Linked DNA regions of Homo sapiens: region 1 is linked to region 2. The links are chromatin loops, found by intact Hi-C in ENCODE. Cell type or tissue: A673. All regions are shown on one strand. Links, peaks and the distances in the headings refer to the core of each region. The heading gives the core; the rest is flanking DNA. Region 1 has its middle 530 kb from the start of PCGEM1. Region 2 has its middle 760 kb from the start of LINC01821.

Region 1 (11,353 bases), core at 1,347-9,346, 300 kb after region 2:
TGGTGGTGGATGTGGCTAACAGGGAACAGTTCTACACTGCTGGTGGGAATGCAAACTAGTACAGCCACTATGGAAAAAAGCGTGGAGATTTCTTAAAGAACTAAAAGTAGATCTACCATTTGATCTAGCAGTCCCACTACTCAGTATCCATCCAGAGGAAAAGAAGTCAGTATTAGAAAAAGATACTTGAACATGCATGTTTACAGCAACATGATTCACAATTGCAAAATTGTGGAACCAACCCAAATGCCCATCAATCATCGAGTGGATAAACTGTGGTGTGTCTGTGTGTATATATATACATATATAACGGCTGCATAGTATTCCATCATACATATATATGTATACATATATGTATATATATGTGTGTGTGTGTATATATATATATGTATATGTATGATGGGATACTATGCAGCCATTAAAAGGAATGAATTAACAGCATTTGCTGTGACCTGGATGAGACTGGAGACTATTATTTTAAGTGAAGTAACTCAAGAATGGAAAACCAAACATCATATGTTCTCACTGATATGTGGAGCTAAGCTATGAGGACGCAAAGGCGTAAGAATAATACAATGGACTTTGGGGAAGGATGGAAGTGGGGCAAGAGATAAAAAGAGATAAAAGACTACAAATATGGTGCAGTGTATACTGCTGGGGTGATGAGTGCATCAAAATCTCACAAATCACCACTAAAGAACTTACTCATGTACTCATGTACCCAAATACCACCTGTACCCCAATAACTTATGGAAAAATATAATAAAATAAAAAATAAAAAAGTTATCATGGTACTAGGTAGTTCAGTAGTGGAAAAAAAATGTTTACAGAGCCATAGTAACAAAAATATTGACTACAAATTTAATTTTAAAAAATGTATATATATAGAGAGAGAGGGAGAGACCAGATTCATTATTTAGTATATATGTAATGTTCCATATATTTCAAATAAATATGTATTGTTACTAGATAGAGTGTTCTATAAATGTTAATAAGGTCAAGTAGATTAGTTGTCAGTTTTTATCTAATTGTTTTAAAAATTACTGAGAAACAGATATTAAAGTCCTCAATTATGATCATGAGTTTGTCTCTCTTCAATTCTCTGTGTTTTCTTCATACATTATAAAATTCTTCTTTTAAGAGTATGCACATGTAAGATTGCTATGCTATCTGATTAATAGTTTATTTTGTCAATACATTTTTCTTTGTTTTCCTAGATGTCTTAAAGTCTACTTTCTGTCGTTAATATCCTCATAGCATATTTCTTATTGATATGAGTAGATCTAAGTCTCTCTCTCGCTCTCTAAAAAAAGTACATATGTGTATATATGTGTGTGTATATATTTACACACACATATACTTTTTTTGCTTATATACATTTTTTTTTTGAGTGAAAGTGACGGTCAATGGCAACTTTTTATATTCTAAGTGGAGAGAGAATTCAACTTTTACTTTGCTATACAAAATATAACAATATACAATTTTCTTGAGAGAATAAAAATCTATGAGTTATGGCCACCCTTCATAAGAAAACTAATCTCATTTATTCTAAGAAGCCTATGTCTACACGGAACCCTCCTCTGTGATTTCATAAGGACGTACCATTCCAAAGAAGAAGTTTCTGGGTTTTAAAAGTGATTTACTATCTTGGCCATACTGTATTATGGCTGGTATCTTGTGGAGAGTGGGGAAGCAGTAGAAAAAGTCCTTTTATATTTAGTCTCCTAGAGGCTTCTATTCTGATCATTCACATTGCTACGTTAGGCACCACTACCTTTGATAAAGAAACAGCAGAGGAAAATGCTATGAATAAACACACACACTCGAAGATACCATTTTTTAAAAGTTCTACAAAAAGCCTATTTTGCTAACAGAATCTCTTTACTTTGGTGTCACACTTGAGCTTATCTAGTGTTTTCCAGATGCACTTTCTTCACCTCAAAAAGCCATATTTAAACAACAACGACAAAAAAGTACATTAAGAAAAATTCTTCATACTCTCTGCCAAAATCACATGTACTTTACTGAAACAGATGATATCATCTTTGATATCCAGTGAAATATACATTGTAAAAAAATTAAGATAATGGCAAAGTTACCATATGTTTGTTTTTCACAAGTTGTCAACAGGAAACTTGCTCTTGGGGTGTTGGTTATTTGTCAGCAATTATTAATAGGTATGGACACCGACAAAGTCCCCACTGGGGTTTAGCCCTCAAAATAGCTGAGAACTAAAAACCCATCAGTAAGCAGCTGCTGCTATCATGAAGTGCACACTGCAGTTAAAATTTACATGGAAGTGTTCATATTAAATATAAATTTTTAAATTACCCAATGGTGATAAAATTGCTTTTTATTTAAATTTATTTTTAATTTGCAAGCATATTAATTAGAACAGATGCAGTTTTGTAAAAACATCTTAAAAATCTTAAATTTAAATTAAATCATTATTTGTATTAAGGTTTCACAAAAACATACCTTAAAATTTAAATAACTCTAGAAAAAGCATGATACAAATAAGCAATGTTCAATTTCAATCACTTCACCAATTGTCTTTGGGTCAGTTGGTGACTTCGTTGTTCTTGGCTAGGCCCACTTATGTGTCTGGGGATTAACTAGCCTATTTGCTTATCAAGGCTGTGCACACCTGGGATGACTAGAGCAACTCAGATACACTTCACATTTCTTACCCTCCAGTAGACTAGTCTGGGTATGCCCTTGTGGTATTAATAGAAGAATGAGAGAGGAGAAAAACCCAATCATACGGGCACATTTCAAACTCCTATTTGCATGATATTGGCTAACATTCAATTGATCAAAGCAAATCACATGACCAAACCCAGAGTCAAGCAATGGGCAAATCCAAGTGAAGTGGCAAAGAGCATGGAAACAGGGAGGTGTAAAACATAGGTGGATGGTGCAGTGGCTCATCCTGTAATACAAGCACTTTGGGAGGCTGAGGCAGGAAGACGGCTTGAGCCCAGGAGTTTGAGGCCAACCTGGGGAACAGTGAGAACTGGTGGCTACCAAAAATATTTTAGAAATTAGGTGGGTGTGCCCAGCATGGTGGCTCATGCCTGTAATCTCAGCACTTTGGGAGGCTGAGGTGGGTGGATCATTTGAGGTCAGGAGTTCAAGACCAGCCTGGCCAACATGGTGAAACCCCATCTCTACTAAAAATACAAAAAGTTAGCTGGGGGTGGTGGTGGGCACCTGTAATCCCAGCTGCTCGGGAGGCTGAGGCAGGAGAATTGCTTGAACCCAGGAGATGGAGGTTGCAGTGAGCCAAGATCATGCCACTGCACTTCAGCCTGGGTGACAGAGTGAGACTCCATCTCAAAATAAATAAATAAATGAACAAATAGCTGGGTGTGTGGTGTGCACCTATAGTGCTAGACACTAAAGAGGCTTAGGTGAGAGGATTGCTAGGGCCCAGGAGTTCAAGGCTGCAGTGGATTATCACTGTGCCACTGCACTCCAGCCTATGCAAGAAAGACCCTGTCTCAGAAAGATTTTTTTTGAAAGGGGGGTGGGGGAAACACATAAGGGTCATTGACACAATATTCTCATCATTTACAGGCCTTAAACTTAAATTTTTATCTCTTTCACATTTATCATATTTTTGAATATATCTAAAATCATATGAGAAAATTTATGGTTAATTCAAGATTATTAGGATAAATAATATTTTTTGTTTCTATGTCTATTGGCATATCTGCACAACCCATATAAAGGTGATTTTAAAAATTACCTGTGTAAAGGGAAGATTTTGCCGTTGGAAAGCACATAGAATTCATTAGCATTGAAAGCAAATTTGAATGGTCTGTCTGGAGTTCTTGGTATCCTATGCTCTCCACATATGTAAGAAAGAATGACTTTTGTCTTTAACATATCAGTTGTTTAGATGAGTATAAAAATAATAGTCACTAATCCAGATGTTTCATAATATCAAATTAATTCAAGAAAAATAAGTTTATATAAATTAATAATATCCATCGAGCTCTTCCCACTTCTCCAATAAAGTCAGAAAATTTAGAACACTAAAAACAGTGAGAAAAGAATGCACAGTGGATCAGTAGAAAAGAACATAAAGGCATAGAAAGAGGTGAAATCACATAAGGATGATGGAGAGGAAATTTATATATAAGAGTTAACATTGTGCATGTTATTCCAAATAGTAAGAGTTAAATACTGATTAAAATATTATTATTTTCACAGAAGAGTTGAGGAAGGTAGCATTCATTTAGTTTTTCTACCTACAGTTATAACCAAAGGAAAAAGCTTGTGTTGAAATGTCTAGCTGTGGAGATGTTTGTCATTGCAGACACTTTTATTTGTAATTCATGCAATGTAAATAAAGCAAAGTAGAGAAAATATTGTGGTAAAAGAAAAAGCTGTATATTTTTTCTTTTTAAAATAAACAACAAATTTGGCAAATATAGAATTTCTAAACCATGATTTGTAGAAAAGTGAGATTATACATATTATATATATATATACCTGAATAAGTACATATAAGAATATGTACTTGAATAAGATGGAATGAAAATTTTTATACATGTGTAGATTTGTAGACAAAAGATGATGTCTGACAATGCTACATGATATGAAGAAGTAAGCAGAGTACATATCTTAGCAAATTTTGATGCATAAAATCAAGATTCTTGACAAATAACAAAAATTCATATCAAAGCACATTTTCTCAAAAAAAGTTTTACATAATGAAAATATGTAACACTATACATTGGTTTGTTCTTTTTAAACATGGGTTTAGTGTGAAATGTAACACATAAAGATAATTATTTACAATTAATTAAAATATAAACCTCAATGAATTATCAAAATGTGAACTCATGTAATTTATAGAAAAATCAGGAAATAGAACAACTTAAACCAACCAGAATCCTATCTCATGCTATATCTTAATGATTACCTCCTTCCTCCTGGGGTTTTTAGGATGCTTCTAATGTTTTGCATCTTAAACTAAAGAAAATTCTATAGGATTGTTAATTTTGTATAAATTGATCAAGTTATACACTTATAATTTGTGTACATATTTTATATTTCAATTTTAAAAATGTAATAATGCTTTGTTATCATAAAGTCCTTTAACTCTCCTTAAATGTTAGTTTATTAGGACATATCTGACACACTATAAGCCCCCAGTATAGGTAAATTTTAACCACGAGTTCTCTGAGCAGCAAAATAACAACAATAGCAACAACATCAAACTAACAAACGATATAAAACAAGTTTTAAAATGAGAGTTTGGGGGTTAGAAGTTTGTTTTCTGCTCTCCATCTTTATTGGGATGGAATTTGTTCACATATGTGAGCAAATCAATATTCAAAATTGAGAGGCTATAACAAAATAAAGGGGAAATAACTGGATCAATTTGAAAAGGCCTGAGTTTGCATAATAATTATTTATTTGAAATCTGTGAAACATGTCTCTCAGCACAAGAACTAAATCTTACACTTGGGTGTATGGACAGCACAAAGTACATCACTTTCATTTATTTTATGCCAAATAAATCATTGTTGGAAGGAAGGAAGGAAGGAAGGAAGGAAGGAAGAAGAGCTATTAAGGTACGGTGGAAATACATGAATCTTAGATGTAGATAGGGCTGAATTGGACCCTAGTTAAGCTATGCCCATATTTTCTGCATCTACAGAAACTTTTTCATCTTTTTACGTTTTGGGCTTGCAATATTCAGATTCAAAGTAACATCATGTGAGCTGGAAAAATTAAGTGATATATTTCATGCAAAATTTGTATTTTAATAATGCATCCAAATGTGTCCAAGGAAAGATAAATGTTAACTTCCCTGTCTCTGAAAATTTTATACTGTGAAAGTGTCTGTTTTATTGACTTAATGGTTTATTTTGTAAGGATTAATTGAAATGATATATGTGCATGCCCCTTATAAACCTAAGAGTACTAGGGATATTATGAGGTGTACATTTTAAATAACATTTATGTTATTCACCAGACACCAGCTTTCCTAGGCTGAGCCAAAATAGAAAAACAGGCCATAAAAAGAGAGCCCAGCAAATCAATCTGTAATGATCACTAAAGCATCACTGGGGTAGATCCACAGTGCCAGTTATTTTTGGTCTCTATAGCGAACTGTCCCTTCAGAAAACTAGCAAATCCTATTTTTTCTGACAAGACTGGTTAAATTAATTTTCCTCAAATCGAAGTTTAATAGAGCAATGGTAAAGTGTGCCCCTAAATAAGTAAAATTAAAATAACCCCAAATCCAAAAACCTTTCATCTGTTTTCACAAAGTGAAAGGATGGAAAATGATTACCCTATATAGAGATCATATTTAGGGCTGTTTTCTAATACATTATATTACTAAGACACATCATTAAACACAAGTAGAACTAAACTTTGTAGGCTTCAAATATAATTAATAGCCTTATAACCTTCTCTTGGAATTTCTCAGCTCAAGCATCTATAAATTGGGTTTTCCTGAATGAGTGCATTTTTTGCTTGAATCTTTAGTACTTCTGATGTAATCTGAATAATACACATGATCCCAAACCTTCTATACTCAATTTTAAAAATGTGTAAATGCAGTACATACCAATTCTTTTTTTTTTTTTTTTTTTTGAGACACAATCTCACTCTGTCTCCCAGGCTGGAGTGCAATGGTGCGATCTCGGCTCACCGCAACCTAGCCTCCCAGGTTCAAGTGATTCTCCTGCCTCAGCATCCTGAGTACCTGGGATTACAGGTGCCTGTCACCACATCTGGCTAATTTTTGTATTTTTAGTGGAGATGGGGTTTCACCATGTTGATAACACCGGTCTCAAACTCCTGATCTCAGGTGATCTGCCTGCCTCCACCTCCCAAAGTGCTGGGATTACAGGCTTCAGCCACCGTGCCTGGCCATTACAGACCAATTCTTAGAAACTTATTTTCAACTTGTTGAATGTATTTGTAAAGATGAGAGAAAAATATTAAAATGTTAAATAAGGTTTCTATTTTACACTATCAATAAAATGTACATATTTTTAATGATTTTCTTAAACATATTTTTTCCCTCATTTTTTTTTCTGTCAGGTATAATTGCACCCACCCACCAATTTTAAATACAGGATAATGTCAAAATCGTCGGGAAATTAATAGAAATTTTAAATCCACAAACACGTGATATGGAACAGATATTCAAAAAAATCCCATTAAGTTAAACATTATCCCTATTTCAGGAACCCATCTGCAATATTTTAATTAGAATGCTTCTTTCCTGAAAATGCACATTCATTCTGTATGCTATTAAAATCATCCATAACTAAAAGTAAATAATGCTGTTTTAAAATATTGCAATGCATTTTCATGACTTGCTTTGCTTACGAACACAGGAATTTGTTCATAAATTATCTTTAAGAAATATGTAAATCTCCATACTTTATGAATGAGAAGACCAAATCAAAATAATGTGGCAGTCTGGGTTCATTTGGGAGATAAACATCACACAGTAGATTAGCAGGGATGTTTGATACAAAGCACTATTAAGTATGGTTAAAAAAAAAAAAAGAAAAGAAAGAAAAATGGAGTACGAATCCGTCAGGTCAGAACCATGGCAGTGACCAAGGAGCAAGATCTTACAGATGGACCTGTACGCGCTGCTAGACATTGAGGAGAAGGTGGCAGACAAAGAGGTGGAGAAGGCATATAGGCAGAAGGCCTCCTCCTGCTACCCTGAACTCTTCCACTGGCAGCTGAACTCTTCCACCAGCATTCTCAGGCCTTGGAGGTGCTGACCGATGCTGCAGCCGGGGCTGCGTATGACAAGGTCAGGAAAGCCAAGAAGCAGGCAGCAGAGAGGACTCAGAAACTAGATGAAAAAAGGAATAAAGTGAAGCTTGATCTGGAGGCCCGGAAGCGGGAGCGGCAGCACCAGGCGGAGGGGGAGGGAGAGGGGGAGGAGGAGGAGGAAGGGGAGGGGGGAGGAGGAGGAGGAAGAGGAGGAGGAGCTGGAGGAGAGCCTGAGCACCAGGACACTAGAGCGAGAGATCAAACGCCTGAGTGAAGAGGGTTCCCGGCAGCTGGAGGAAGAGCAGAGGCTGATCTGGGAGCAGATACACCAGGAGCGTGACCAGAGGTTGAGAGGAAAGACAAAATACTAAAGGCCAAGGAACCCCCAAACTAAAGCTAAAATGGAAGCGCAAGAAGGCTCGGGGGGAGTCAAAAGGTGGCTACTCCAAAGACGTCCTCCTATGGCTTTTGCAAAAGTATGGTGAGGTTCTCAACCTGGTGCTTTCCAGTAAGAAGGTAGGCACTGCTGTGGTGGAGTTTGCGACTGCCAAGGCTGCGGAGCTGGCTGTCCAGAATGAAGTTGGCCTGGTGGATAACCCTCTGAAGATTTCCTGGTTGGAGGGACAGCCCCAGAGCACCGTGGGCCCCAGCCGCCCAGCACTGTCAAAGGGCTCAGTGCTGTCGGTGAGGGAATACGAGAGCGTCATCGTGATGCACATGCGCCATGCGGCCGAGCTGCAATGGCTGATCTCAGACATGCACCAGCAAGACCGAGAGGGGCAGCCCACGTAACCCTGGCTCCAGCCACCCGCCGGCAGCCTTTTTCTTTAACGTCACCAATAAACTTTTGTTTGTCTGTTTTTAAGAAAAAAAGAAGGAATGATAAGATGTAAGGAAACTCTGTATGGTATCTTAGGGCTGATGCAGAGTACTCAAGGACAAACTTGGAAGGTGTTCAGACTTTATTGGAGAAAATGTGGGTCAGTTCACTGGATACCAGGAAAGTTCTCAATTTTGGTCAGACCACAGCTGATCCGAGTTCCTTGGCAAGTGAAAGGCCACCTGCAGGGTGTAGGGGATCAACAACTCTAAGCAAGTGTATCCAAGGGATTCCCGGCAATTGGTGGGGCCGGAGATCTTTAGAGCGGACAGTCTGTGGGAGCTCCGGTTTCCAGAGAGTGCTGTGCAAAGATAATCACCAGACAGAGGCTGCAATGTCACAGAGGGACAAAGGCTGGGCAGGTGACTGGGGCAGGCTCTACTAGCTATCCTCACCCCAGTCCTGCTGACACCCGGCTCACACAGGAAGTCTCTTTCTACTGCACTATTCCTCAAGCACCCTCTACTGCTCTTATCAAAGGAAAAATTATTTAAAATATTCTGTTTTAGAGCATACGTTGAAATGTGAATTCAGAGCCGAGAAATAATAAACTGACAACTGACACAAATGATTATTAGGGATACTTTAAGTTATCTTTAGTCATCTGAGGAGAAAACTAAGTCATCAATGAACTGCATGGAAGTAAAAAAGTCAAGCAATAAAAGCATAACTGAATAAACCGAGACTGCAACATCATTTTGATTTGGTCTTCTCATTCATAAAGTATGGACACTTACATAAACCTTACAGATAACTTATGATCAAATTCCTGTCTTCACAAGCAAGTGGCTTAGTTCTAAATGCAGACATATAATTCCAAGTATAATTTAAATACTAGAAATTCCTCACAAAATTGCTATACTAGGTTTTCACTTATGGGTAGAAATACTAACTGAGATTGCATCTTTCTTTAGGATTTATAAGTTCAGCCAACAAGCCTAAGCAGATTATATTCACATACTGATAAATTTAATTATGGCAGATGAGTGGTTCTTAAATTTATTTTGTTATTTGTCCTTTGTTTTGCTATGTCTTGTGCTTCCTTAACTACTCTTAGTTCAAAATTCATATTCGTGATTTCAAATTCAGGCTTCTCAGAGTTGACATTTATTGGGCTTCACCTGAGCTATCTGAACATATTCAGTAAAATCATTATGTTCCCAATAAATATGTAATAAAAGAATTTGTCTAGTCTTTCTTACTGTCTGTTACTGAAGTAGTGGTAGAGGGTGTGGAGGGAGAGCTGGGTAATTCCATTACATTTTCATTCTCCCAGAACCCAATAACTGACATGAGTTGCCTGCTATCCTGGCCCAGCCAGGGTTCCCTTCACTACCTGCAAAGCAGTCTCACCTTAGACAGATTTGGACCACATAGAAAAAAAATAATAAAATTAAACAAGAAATAGGCAGGGACATATAAACAAGTAAGATATGATGTTTCTTTAGCTCAGAGAAATATATAGAGCAATCAATAGAAATAATCTAGGAGAAGAACATAAACTCATTACACTAAGCACTGATGAGAATCAGAAACGAGCTTCATTCATTGGAAAGCTTCCAGACTCGAGTTTCTAGGTGATGACTTAGTCAAATCACCAATCAGATGTTCTTATGAAACTAGCAATATTTTGAACTGTGCTTGCTTGGGATGAATGAAAGAAAAATTGAGAAGTATCCCCTTATTTATTTGGAGAAATGTAGACTTCGTTTGTAAAAATCAGCAATAAAATTTCCTAATGTTTAATAAGTACTCAGAATATTATGTCATCGATCACATTATATAACAAAAGTAGGTAGTGTTTTTATTCATACAAATGGGTTACTTTTTAATGCAGTCATTTGGAAATAGATCCACTTACTATAATAAACTTTTTTTTTACAGCTTTAAAGCATTTTCTCTTTATTTACTATTTACTTATTCATCAATTTTACTTATTTAGTTCTTTCTTCTTATGTATTTTTGTTTCACATTTCTTTACCCTTTATTTTTTATTTATTTATTTATTTATTTTGAGACAGAGTCTCGCTGTGTCTCCCAGGCTGGAGTGCAGTGGCGCAATCTCGGCTCACTGCAAGCTCTGCCTCCCAGGTTCACACCATTCTCCTGCCTCAACCTCCCTAGTAGCTAGGACTACAGGCACCCACCGCCACACCCAGCTAATTTTTTGTATTTTTAGTAGAGACGAGGTTTCACCGTGTTAGCCAGGATGGTCTCGATCTCCTGACCTTGTGATCCACTGACCTCGGCCTCCCAACCCTTTATTTTTTATTGTTTTAAATTTTGGTAAATATATACCAAGAAATAATATATGGCAGTTAGAATTCCCATTATTGGATGTGAAGTGCACACACAAAAAATTGGAGAATATTTTGATAAGTATAATGTCATATATGTTTAAGAAAGTTTAGAAGATACAGATTATGTGTGTACATTGAAAAATTCAGACACACCAAATTTGATAAAAGTAGGTGATGAGGGCTCCCTACTCATACTAACACCAGAGTAATGGACCATTCCTTAGTGCTGTCTATTAACTCTGTCCGCACCTTGCAACTAGTTTCTTTGTTAAACTTCCCTAAAATCATTCAAGTTGAATATGCCATCCGTTTTGTGTCAATGCTCTAAAGTTTTAGAATGACTTCATTTCAATATTAAACCAAAATCATTCCCATGAAATAACGATAGTTTACTTGATTGCAATAC
Region 2 (11,353 bases), core at 1,388-9,387:
TAATATTCCAGCACTGATTTCTAATGTTATTCCCTTCATATATAACACCGTACTTTTAAAAGGCAATAATCATTTTGAAGGTATTCTCACAGTTTCCAACATTACAAAACCATGTATTAGAATGTTCCAATAGTTCTACCACAATAGCCCATGTACTTTTTGAAAATGGGCATAAATCCCTGCCGTGAAACCATCAGAGCAAATGATTTGGGGTTTTGCTGCCAAGCAATTAACCATACATGTGTTATTTAAGCACCTCTGAGTAAAGCGATACGATTTTATATGTAGATTGAAAGCCAATCACTTAATAATTGAAGGAAGCTTATCTGTAATGACTGACTTAATGGCAGAACATGTGAACCAAAGGAAGGTATAGCTTGCTTAATGTCAAAAAGAGAAAAAAAGAAAAAAGAAGAAATAAAAGTAACATATATAACAAAACCAAGGTACATTTTAAAAATTCACTAAACTTTAAGAATAAAGAACGGATACAAAGGTCATGTAGGAAAAACAAGAAAAATAATGTCTTCCGGCATGGGCAATAATACAGGAGCCACTCTATTGATAATTTCAAGAGAGGTATTAGCTTGATCAGTCTCCACTCAGAAGGTAGCACCTGTCCACAGGAACACATTTAAGAATTACTAGGCTGGGCGCGGTGGCTCAGGCCTGTAATCCCAGCACTTTAGGAGGCCAAGGCAGGCGGATCACGAAGTCAGGAGATCAAGACCATCCTGGCTAACACGGTGAAACCCCGTCTCTACTAAAAATACAAAAAGTAGCCGGGTGTGGTGGCGGGCACCTGCAGTCCCAGCTACTCGGGAGGCTGAGGCAAGAGAATGGTGTGAACCCAGGAGGCAGAGCTTGCAGTGAGCCGAGATCACGCCACTGCACTCCATCCTGGGTGACAGAGCGAGACTCCATCTCAAAAAAAAAAAAAAAAGTGCATTTCTCAGATGATAAGTGATGTTAAGCATCTTTTAATATGTTTGCTGGCCACTTGTATGTCTTCCTTTGTAAAATGTCTGTTCATGTCCTTTGCCCACTTTTTAATGAAGTTTTTGTTTTTTTTGTTGTTGAGTAGTTTGAGTTCCCAGTAAATTCTGGATATTAACACTCTGTTGGAGGTACCGTTTGCAAATATGTTCTCACATGTGTAGGCTGTCTGTTTACTTTGTTGACTATTTCTTTTGCATGCTTAGTTTATTTAAATCCCAATTGTTTATTTTTGTTTTCGTTGTGTGTCCTTCTGAGAACTTATTCATAAATTGTTTGCCTAGAGAAATGGCCATAGTTTTTCCTAGGTTTTCTACTAGAAATTTTATCTTTAAACTTTAATTCATCTTGAGTTAGTTTGTATATGGTGTAAGATAGGAGTCCAGCTTCATTCCTCAGCATGTGAGTATCCGTTTTTTCCACCACCATTTATTTTATAGCATGTTCTTTTACTAGTGCGTATTTTCATGGACTTTGTCAAAAATCATATGGTTGTAGATATGTCTTTATTTCTAGTTCTCTATTCTGTTCCATTAATTGATGTGTCTATTTTTATACCAGTACTGTGCTGTTTTGGTTACTATAACCTTATAATATTATTTGAAGTCAGGTAATGTGATGCCTAGAGCTTTTTTCATTTTGCTTGAGATTACTTTGACTATTTGGGCTTTTTTTCTTTGCAGATGAATTTTTTGGATTGTTTTACATAATTCTCTGGAGAATGACCTTGGTACTTTGACAGGAATTGCATTGAACCTGTAGGTTGCTTTGGCAGTACAATTTAATGATACTGATTCTTCTGATCCATGAGCATTACATACTTTTTCCATTAATTTGTGTCATATATGATTTATTTAATCAATGTTTTGTAGTTCTCCTTGTAGAGATCTGTCATTTTCTTGGTTAAATATATTCCTAGGTATAATTTTTAGCAAATTTTAAATGGGATTGAGTTCTTGTTTTGGTTCTCAGCTTGACTGGTATTGGTGTATAGAAATGCTACTGATTTTTGTATGTTGATTTTATATCCTGAAAATTTACTGAAGTAATTTATCAAATCTAAAAGTCTTTTGCAGAAGTCTTTAGAGTTTACTAGGTATAAGAGTATATCAACAGCGGACAGAGATAATTTGACTTTCTCTTTTCCAATTTAAATGTTTTTCATCTTTTCCTTTTGCTTGATTGCCATAGCTAGAACTTCCAGTACTATGTTGAATAGCAGTGGTGAAAGTAGGTATCCTTGTCTTGTTCCATTTCTTAGGGGAAGTGCTTTTCCCCATTCTGTTTAATGTTGCCTGTGGGTTTGTTATACATGGCTTTTATTATTTTAAGTATGTTCTTTCTATTCCTAGTTTGGCAAGGGTTTTTGTCATGAAAAAAATGACAAATTTTATTAAATGTTTTTTTCTCAATCTTTTGAGATGATTCTGTGGTTTTTGTTTTTAATTCTTTTATATGGTAAATCACTGATATGGTTTGAATCCTGTGTCCCCACCCAAATCTCATGTTGAAATGTAATCCCCAATCCCCAACAGGAGGTTGGGAGGTGATTGGATCACGAGGGTAGTTTCTCATAAATCATTTAGCACCATCTTCTTTGGTCACCATAGTAAGTGAGTTATCATGAGATCTGGTCATTTAAAAGTGTGTAGCACCTTCTCTCTCTATTTAAAATTTGCTAAAAATTATACCTAGGAATATATTTAACCAAGAAAATGACAGATCTCTACAAAGAGAACTACAAAACATTGATTAAATAAATCATATATGACACAAACTAGTGGAAAAAGTATCTCATGATCATGGATCAGAAGAATCAGTATCTTTAAATTGTACTGCCCAAAGCGATCCACAGGTTCGATGCAATTCCTATCAAACTACCAAGGTGATTCTTCAGAGAATTATGTAAAACAATCCTAAATGGGGTTTCACCATGTTAGCCAGGATGGTCTCAATCTCCTGACCTCATGATCCGCCCACCTTGGCCTCCCAAAGTGCTGGTATTACTGGCATAGCCACCACACCTGGCCGCCACACTCTTAAACAACTAAATCTCACAAGAACGCACTATCATGAGAACAGTACCAAGTGGGTGGTGCTAAACCATTTATGAGAACCCACCCCTATGATCAAATCACCTCCCACCAGGCCCCTGCTCTGACACTGAGGATTACAATTCTACATGAGATTTGGTGGGGGCACTGATCCAAACCATATCAGGCGGGTTTTTTTGTATGCAGCTTATGTTTAAAAAGTTTTTATATTTTTATCCATTCTGCCAACTGACATATTTTAAGTGGAGCATATAGCCCTTTACCTTTAAAGTTAATATTGATATGAGAGGTTTTCTTCTTGCCATAATGTTATTACATATTTGCTTTGCAGTCTCAATTGTGTAATTACTTTATGTGACCTGCACGTTTTTATGATGACAAGTATACCCCTTCCATTTCCATTTTTAACTCGTTTGAGCATTTCTTTTAGGACTGATCTAGTGGTGACAAATTCCCTTGGTGTTTTCTTGACTCGGAGCAACTTTATTTTTCCTTCATTTAGGAAACTTAGTTTAGCAAGATACAAAATTCTTGGCTTGCACTTTTTCTTCTTTAAAAAGACTGTAAATGGGACCCTAATGTCTTCTCATTTGTAATGTTTCTGCTGATATGTCTGCTGTTAGTCTGATGGTATTTCCTTCATAGGTGATTAGATGTTTCTCTCTTGCCCATTTTAGAATTTTTTTCTATCTTGTTGACTTTGTATAGTCTGACGACTATATTCCTTGATGAGTTCCTTCTTGCAATGTATCTCCCAAGAATTCTTTAAATATATTGTATCTGGATGTCTAGAACTTTAACAAGACCAGAAAAGTTTTTCTCAATTATTCCCTAGAATATATTTTCCATATGTTTTATTTTACAATTTTTCTGTTATCTCTGGAATAGTTACTACTTATAGTTTTGAAGGCTTTACATAATCCAATATTTATCAAAAGCTTTTTTTAAAATCTCTTTTGAATTTTTGTTCAAATAGGTTAATTTGAAAGACCTGCCATCTAGTTCTAAAATCTTTTATTTTGCTTATACTAGCCTATTGTTAAAGCTTACAGCTATATTTTGTAATTCTGTCAACACATCTTTTTTTCAGAAGTTTTATAAAACCATATATGTCTCTTCTTTCATATTCTGAATTGTTTTATGATTTATTTGTATTGGCTTTCAATTTTCTTTTGGGTCTCATTAAATTTCTTTAAAATAAACATTTTGAATTCTTTATTTGGTATTTCAAAGATTTCATTTTAATTAGGATCCATTGCTGGGCAGTTAGTGTTTTAACACTCTGTGTTTTCATTCTTCCAGGATTATCTCTCTGGTTCCTTCTTATCTGATTAGCTATCTCCTCTTCTCATTTTTGGATTTGCTTTCATTTGAGTAAGATTTTCCCCCTTGAGGGTGTGGCTATAATATGCATTGTGTAGAGTTCTTTGGCTTTGGTTCCAGGTGCTTTAGTGGCAAAGACTATGTAAGTTTCTTGGTTATAGATATCTTTTGTATGGTGACTTTCTTAAATGCTAGTTGTAGTAGCAATTTGCTGGACATGTGAGTGTGCTCACTGCCTCCTGTGGAGTCAGAATGGGGAGGTCTCAGGAAGCTTATCTCATTCCCTAGTGCTGTGCACTGGTGTCAGATTTTTTGTTTGGTTGTGCAGCTTGATGTCTACACCAGTAGGTGGCAATATGGGTTGGATCTGGCTGCAGTCAACACACATCTCCCTATGCATGATCTTTGTTAACCTTGAGAAGCTCACTGTTGCCTCAGCCAATGGTGTGTCCTGTGAAATGGATAGTAGTCTCAGTTCCCAGCTTAGCCCTGGAGTGGGGAACCAAGCTGAATGGGGCTATGCCAAGCAGGCTCGCCTACATGTCACCCAATGGCAGGTGCAAACACCAGCTCCAAGGGGTGGGTATCTGATGGGCAGCTGCCAAGTGCCCAGACAAGTGCCAAGGTGTAGAGTGGAGATAACTCCACTGTCCCAAGTTGGCTCTCCAGGAAGGGAGGGGCAGCCTGAATTCATAATCTAGAAGAGTGAGTGTTCCAAATGCCCGGATATATGTCTGGGCATGGAGCAGAGGGGGTTCCAATGTATCCAGATCTCCACATGAAAAGGGAGAGTCAGCCCAGGCTTTTCCTCCAGGCAAGTGAGTACATTAAATGCTTGGAAGTACGCCTGGGTGTGGAGCAGAGATGGTACTGCAGCACCAAAATCTATGCACAGAAAGGGAGGAGAGGCTCAGATTCTAATCCAAGCAAGCAGCTGTGCTGAATGCCTGGAATTATGCCTGAGTGTGGATGGAAGAGGGCGCCACTGTACCAAGATTTCCGACCTGGAGAGAGGGATGACACAGGCTTCTAATCCAGTCAAGATAGTGGACTGAATGGTTGGAATTATGCCGGGGCATAGAGCAGACAGGGTGCCACTGCACTAAGATCTCTTCGCAGGAAGGAAAGGGCAATTCAGTCACCTAATCCAGGTGAGCAGGTATGCCAGTTGCCTGGAAATATGTCACCCGGCAAGAAGTAGAGTAGCTGCTGCAGAGCAGAGGAACTGCTGCTACAACTAGGTCTTTGCAGGGGAAGGGAAGGGCAGCTCAGGCCCCTATTTCAGGGAAGCAAGTGCTCTGAATGCCTGGAAATGTGCCCAGGCATCGAGCAGCGGGGGTGACACTAGATTAAGTTATTTGCAAGGGAATAAAGATGTGGCTCACGCTCCCATCTAAGTGAGCACAAATGGGATCCACCTCCCTCCCACTCCTCAGTATTGGTGGTGAACAGTCTTCTGACTAACTAGGATAACAGGCTGGGGCATCCAGTAATGACATATGCAGATGGTCCCTATGCCACAAAGCTGTTTCTCCTGGCCACAAATCACCCTGCCCAAGATAAACCATGGCTTCAGCAACTGTCCTCCCACTCCAGTCCAATGACAGGAGATAGCACAATTTTAGCACTTACTCTGGGGGTGCACTGCAACAGCCACTCAGTTCTGGCTGTGGGGGGCTCTTCCCCCACTACAGAACAAGCACTCCAATTTCTGGGCAGAGATTAAAATATCTACGGTGGCCACTACAGCTGGGTTGTCAAACACTGACTGACTTTGTCATGAGCCTGAATTGAAAATGGCATCCTTCCTTCAGTCCCACATCTGTGAAAAATGCCTGCAGATTTTCTTGGAGTGTTTTCCCTCCATTGTCTCCTGGCTTCTCCCCAGGTTCGCTCCAGGTCTTGGGAGAAACAAGGTGCTCACTAATAATTTGGTTTTCAAAGAATATATAATAAAATGAAAATATTAAGTTTAAAAGGCCAATAACACATATAATACTACATGTAAAGTGTAATTTTTACTTGCTTACATAATATATATATTTGTATATATGTATATGTATATACCTTTATATTATATATGCATGTAATAATTACATTAGAGAAATAAACAGTTTACACACTCTTTTAAAATATATATAGATTTTGGCTTTGTACTTTTCCATATCTTCCAAATTTTACTTATATGACTTTTACAATTAAAAAAACACATTTTATAAATTTGAACAAAGAGAAGATCATGAGAAACAACAGGGAAAAACAAGTCTCTCAGTGTTTTTGGATATATTTATATATGTCAAATTCCAAGCAAAGTGACATGAAAGGTGTATATTTAATGTCTTCTACACCACATTTTTCATCAACATTTTAAACAATATTTCCCATGAAAATACTTCTCAAGTCATGTAATGAAAGCCCTTCAAAAATTTCACTGGGAATAAAACAAGTGCATATATATTTCAGAAATATGAAAACTTGGAACAAGCAGACATTTTACCAGAAGGCAGAGGATAGGTGGTACATTCAGTTTGTGACCACAGAGTTAGGGTCACATTTGGCAAGGAAGTGAAATAAATGCTACTAGATATCAGAAGCTGACAGGGGAGGTGTTATAAATCCACAGCAGAGTAGCAGAGAGAAGGAAAATTAAGACAGCAATGGCAACAACCAATTTAATGGGAGATGAAAAAATAGAGAACGACTAGATGCATCTGATTTTTTTCTAGAAATTACATTTTTATGACAATGTGATGCCCTTTTCGAAGAAACATCTTATGGCTTTCATTTTTTTTTACCCAGAGAATTCTTACACAAGGTAAACATGATGCCGATAGAGGCATAGTGTCAATGTGTCTAATGCTACCAAGTCTTAGAATTAGGTGAAAGAGCATGACTCTCATTGTGTCTCATGTCTGGCCTTCATTCACCAGTTTTATAGTTGATTTTCTTGTTTGTTTGTTTTTCTGCTATATAGACAGAACAGGACTTAATGGGTTGTTCATCGCTTTTGGTTTTTAAAACCCACAATTTCAATTAGTCATGACAAAAACATCCCTGCTGATCACATCACTCTCATTACTTACCTTACCCTTAATGACAACTTTCCTTTGCAGTTGACATGTTGCTACCTGGCTTTTGTCACACTAGAGTGTCAACACTACCAAGAAAATCAATAATTTCACTTCAAAGGCAGCATATTCCACTGTCATTCTCAAATTGCAGAGAGAAAAACACTATAGCATTTTTCAAATATGCTGAATCTCTCTTCAAAAGATTTTTTTTTCCAAAATACCTTGGATAAATAAACCATGTTCTATGTCTTCTTCTGGAATGCATTTAGATAGTAACTGAGCAGGTCTAAAGAACCTGTTTAATTTTACACCATTGTCATAAATATTTAGATTATTTTGCTATATCAAACTGAAGGATTTCTGAGATCTTAACTTCATTTACCATAGGCATTACTGAATGAAGGTTATAGGCACACTAATCAAAACATAAATCTAAAAAAAACCCAGTTACACCATTTATAGCTGCTTGAACTAGCATATTGACTGAAAAAAAAATCTCTCTTCAGTTCATTTATATCAATATATTTAGTATAATTTAAAATTACCTCCCTGTATTTATCTAACACAAACTGTATAGGGTTTCATAGACATTTCTCAGAGTCTTACTGCTTTAAATTAGCAGTGTTGAATTTCTTTATTTTATGATCTTTGTTTTTGAAGTTATTGATGCAGTGGAGCTGTGGAAATCTGGCGCTAAGCATTGATCTAGAGGCTCTGGAGGAGGAAAGAAGAGAGTCATCAGGAGAAATGGCATTCCTTTTGAATGGGAACCCTTCAGGAGTGTATTTTTCTTTTTCTTTTTCCTTTCCCTTGACCCTCATACAATGACAACTGCCCTTGAGTATAAATATAAACTAAGGTGGAAATGAAGTGGAGGTAATTCAAATTGATAAGATCAGGGCTCTTCACATCTATTCAAGATATTTTTATAGTTGTGGTCCTGGAAACTCCATAGTGGAATTGTGAAAATGACCTTCTCTGATATTTTTAATTAAATTGCTTCATAGAGGTATGATTAACATTTAAAAGCGTACATATTTAATGTATATAACTTGATTAGTTTGCAGATAATATATACCCATGAAACCATCACAATCAATGCCATAAACATATCCATTGCCTGCAAAAGTTACTCTTTTTTTGTGATAAGAACATAGCATCAGATCTGTCCTCTCAGAAATTTTTAGGTATAGAATTCAGGATTGTAAACTATAGGCACTATGCAGTACATTAGAGCTTTAGAATCTGTTCGTCTTGCATAACCGAAACTATGTAGCATTTGACCAGTACTTTCCATTCTGACACTCCCCCGCTATCCCCTGGCAACCACCATTCCACTCTGTTTCTGAGTTTCACTACTTTAGATTCGTCATATAAGTGGGATAATGTGGTATTTGTCCTTCTGTGTCTGGCTCATTTCACTTAGCATAATGTCCTCTAGAATGCTCCATGTTGTTGCATGTGGCAACATTTTTTTTCTTTCTTTTTCTTTTTGGAGACGGAGTCTCACTCTGTCACCCAGGCTGAAGTGCAGTGGCAGCATCTCGTCTCACTGCAACTTCCGCCTCCCGGGTTCAAGCAATTCTCCTGCCTCAGCCTCCCGAGCAGCTGGGACTACAGGCGCACGCTGTCACGCCCGGCTAATTTTTTGTATTTTAGTAGAGACGGTGTTTCACCGTGTTGCCCAGGCTGATCTCGAGCTCCTGAGTTCAGCAATCCGTCTGCCTAGGCTTCCCAAAGTTCCGGGATTATAGGCGTGAGCCACCGTGCCCGACTGGCAACATTTTTTAAAGGTGAATAATACTCCATTTTCTGTATATAGCACATTTTCTTTATCCATTTATCATTTGATGGACTCTTAGGTTGCCCCCACATCTTGGCTATTGTAAATAATGCTGCAATGGACATGGGAGTGCAGATATCTCTTTGAGATTCTGATTTAAATTTCACAGTGACCAAAGAGTTAGGGTCACATTTGGCAAGCAAGAGAAATAAATACCCTTTATTGGAAAAATCATTTGCAAATATTTCTTCCAATTTTTAGATTGTTTTTTTCATTTTGTTGATTGTTTCCTTTGCGCTGCAGAAACCATTTAGTTTTATGTAATCCCACTTGTATCTTTTTACTTATGTTGCTTGTGCTTTTGGTGTCATATTCATGAAATCATAGCCAAAGCCAAGGCCAAGGTCTTCCCCTATGTTTTATTTTAGGAGTTTTATGGTTTCAGATCTGATATTTAAATATGTAGTCTGTTCTGAGTTTATTTTTGTGTGTGGTTTAAAATAAAGGTTCAAATGTATTTTTCACTTCTTTGTCTATTTCCAGTTTTCCCACCATGATTTTTTGAAAAGACTATTCTTTCCCCATTGTGTATTCTTCGCACCCGTGTCAAAAATCAGTTGACGGACTATGTGTGGATTTATTTCTAGATTCTCTATTTTGTTCCATTGATCTATATGTCTGATTTTATGCCATTTGTAATATATTCCGCAATTAGAAACTAAGATGCCTCCAGGATTTTTCTTGCTCAAAATTCCTTTGGCTCTCTAGCAACGTTTGTGTTTCCATATAAACTTTAAGACACATGTATATGTATACATATTTTTTTAATATATTAAATTAAAATATCAAATATACAAATACATTTAATATCATATATTCAATAATAAATATGTATATATTTCATATATATATATATCTGTGGGAAAATGTCATTGGTATTTTGATAGGGATTGCAATGAATCTGTAGATTGCTTTCGGTATTAAAGGCACTGTCACAATTTTAATTTTTCTTTTTTCTTTTTATTTTCTCTTTTCTTTCTTTCTTTTTTTTTTTTTTTTGAGACGGAGTTTCTTTCTTGTTGCCCAGGCTGGAGTGCAATGGCGCAATCTCGGCTCACCGCAACCTCTGCCTTACAGGTTCAAGCAATTCTCCTGCCTCAGCCTCCCGAGTAGCTGAGATTACAGGCATCCACCACTACGCCCGGCTAATTTTGTATTTTTAGTAGAGACGGGGTTTCTCCATGTTGAGGCTAGTCTCAAACTCCTGACCTCAGGTGATCCACCCGCCTCAGCCTCCCAAAGTGCTGGGATTACAGGCGTGAGCCACCGCGCCCGGCCCCCACAATTTTAATTTTTCTAACCAATGAACACAAGATATCTTTTCATTTACATGTGTCTGCTTTAAACTCTTTCTTTGTTTTATGGTATTCAGTGTACAAGCCTTTCTCCCCATTGGTTAACTTTATTCCTGAGTATTTTCTTCTTTTTGATGCTATTGTAAATGGGATTATTGTCTTGATTTCTTTTCCAGACAGTTTCTTGTTAGTGTATAGAAATACAACTGATTGTGTAGCCTACATTTTACTAAATTCATTAGTTTTAACAATGTGAGGTGGCACTTTAGGGTTTTCTACATGTAATATTATGTCATTTATGAATATAGATAATTTTACATCTCCCTTTGTAATTTGAATGCCTTTTATTTCTTTTTCTTGCCTAATTTCTTTGGCTAGGACTTTTAGTGCCATGTTAAATAGAAGTAGCAAGCATAAACAACCTTGCCTAATTCCAGGTCTTACAGAAAAAGTTTTTAATTTTTCACCATTGCCTATAATGTGAACTGTGGGCATTTCATATATGACCTTTATTGTGTTGTAAGTTTTTTCTATACCTAATTTATTGAAAGTTTTTAATCACAACATTGTCTTAAATTTTTTCTAACATTTTTTCTCTCTGTTGAGACGATTGTGTGATTTTAATCCTTCTTTCTGTTAATGTAGTGTAGTTATTAATTGATTTGTGTATATTAAACAGCCCTTGCGTTGGAGGGGTAAATCCTACTTGGCCATGATGTATGGTCTTTTTATTGTGCTATTGGATTCAGTTTGCTAATATTTTGTTGAGGA

The links. A loop is a pair of places that touch in the nucleus more often than their neighbours do. Peaks named below come from ENCODE experiments on the same cell type or tissue, not always from the same donor. Only the 100,000 strongest peaks of a DNase experiment are listed, where the experiment ranks them.
Region 1: a loop joins it to region 2, with 2.1 times the contacts of the local background. A loop is called at or near these places in 2 of 110 quality-filtered maps.

What each region holds. Positions count from the first base shown.
Region 1 is chr2:193,273,869-193,285,221 of GRCh38, reverse strand. It overlaps the pseudogene DNAJC17P1. Among named protein-coding and RNA genes, the nearest start is that of PCGEM1, 530 kb to the right of the region's middle. In A673, for the core only: no CTCF peak of the experiment used is centred there; DNase peaks (open chromatin) are centred at 5,681 and 5,891; H3K27ac peaks cover 2,633 bases.
Region 2 is chr2:193,578,183-193,589,535 of GRCh38, reverse strand. No RefSeq gene overlaps it. Among named protein-coding and RNA genes, the nearest start is that of LINC01821, 760 kb to the left of the region's middle. RefSeq lists a silencer at 4,667-4,796 and an enhancer at 8,166-9,365. In A673, for the core only: CTCF peaks have their summits at 4,698 (motif pointing right) and 5,327; DNase peaks (open chromatin) are centred at 4,715 and 5,335.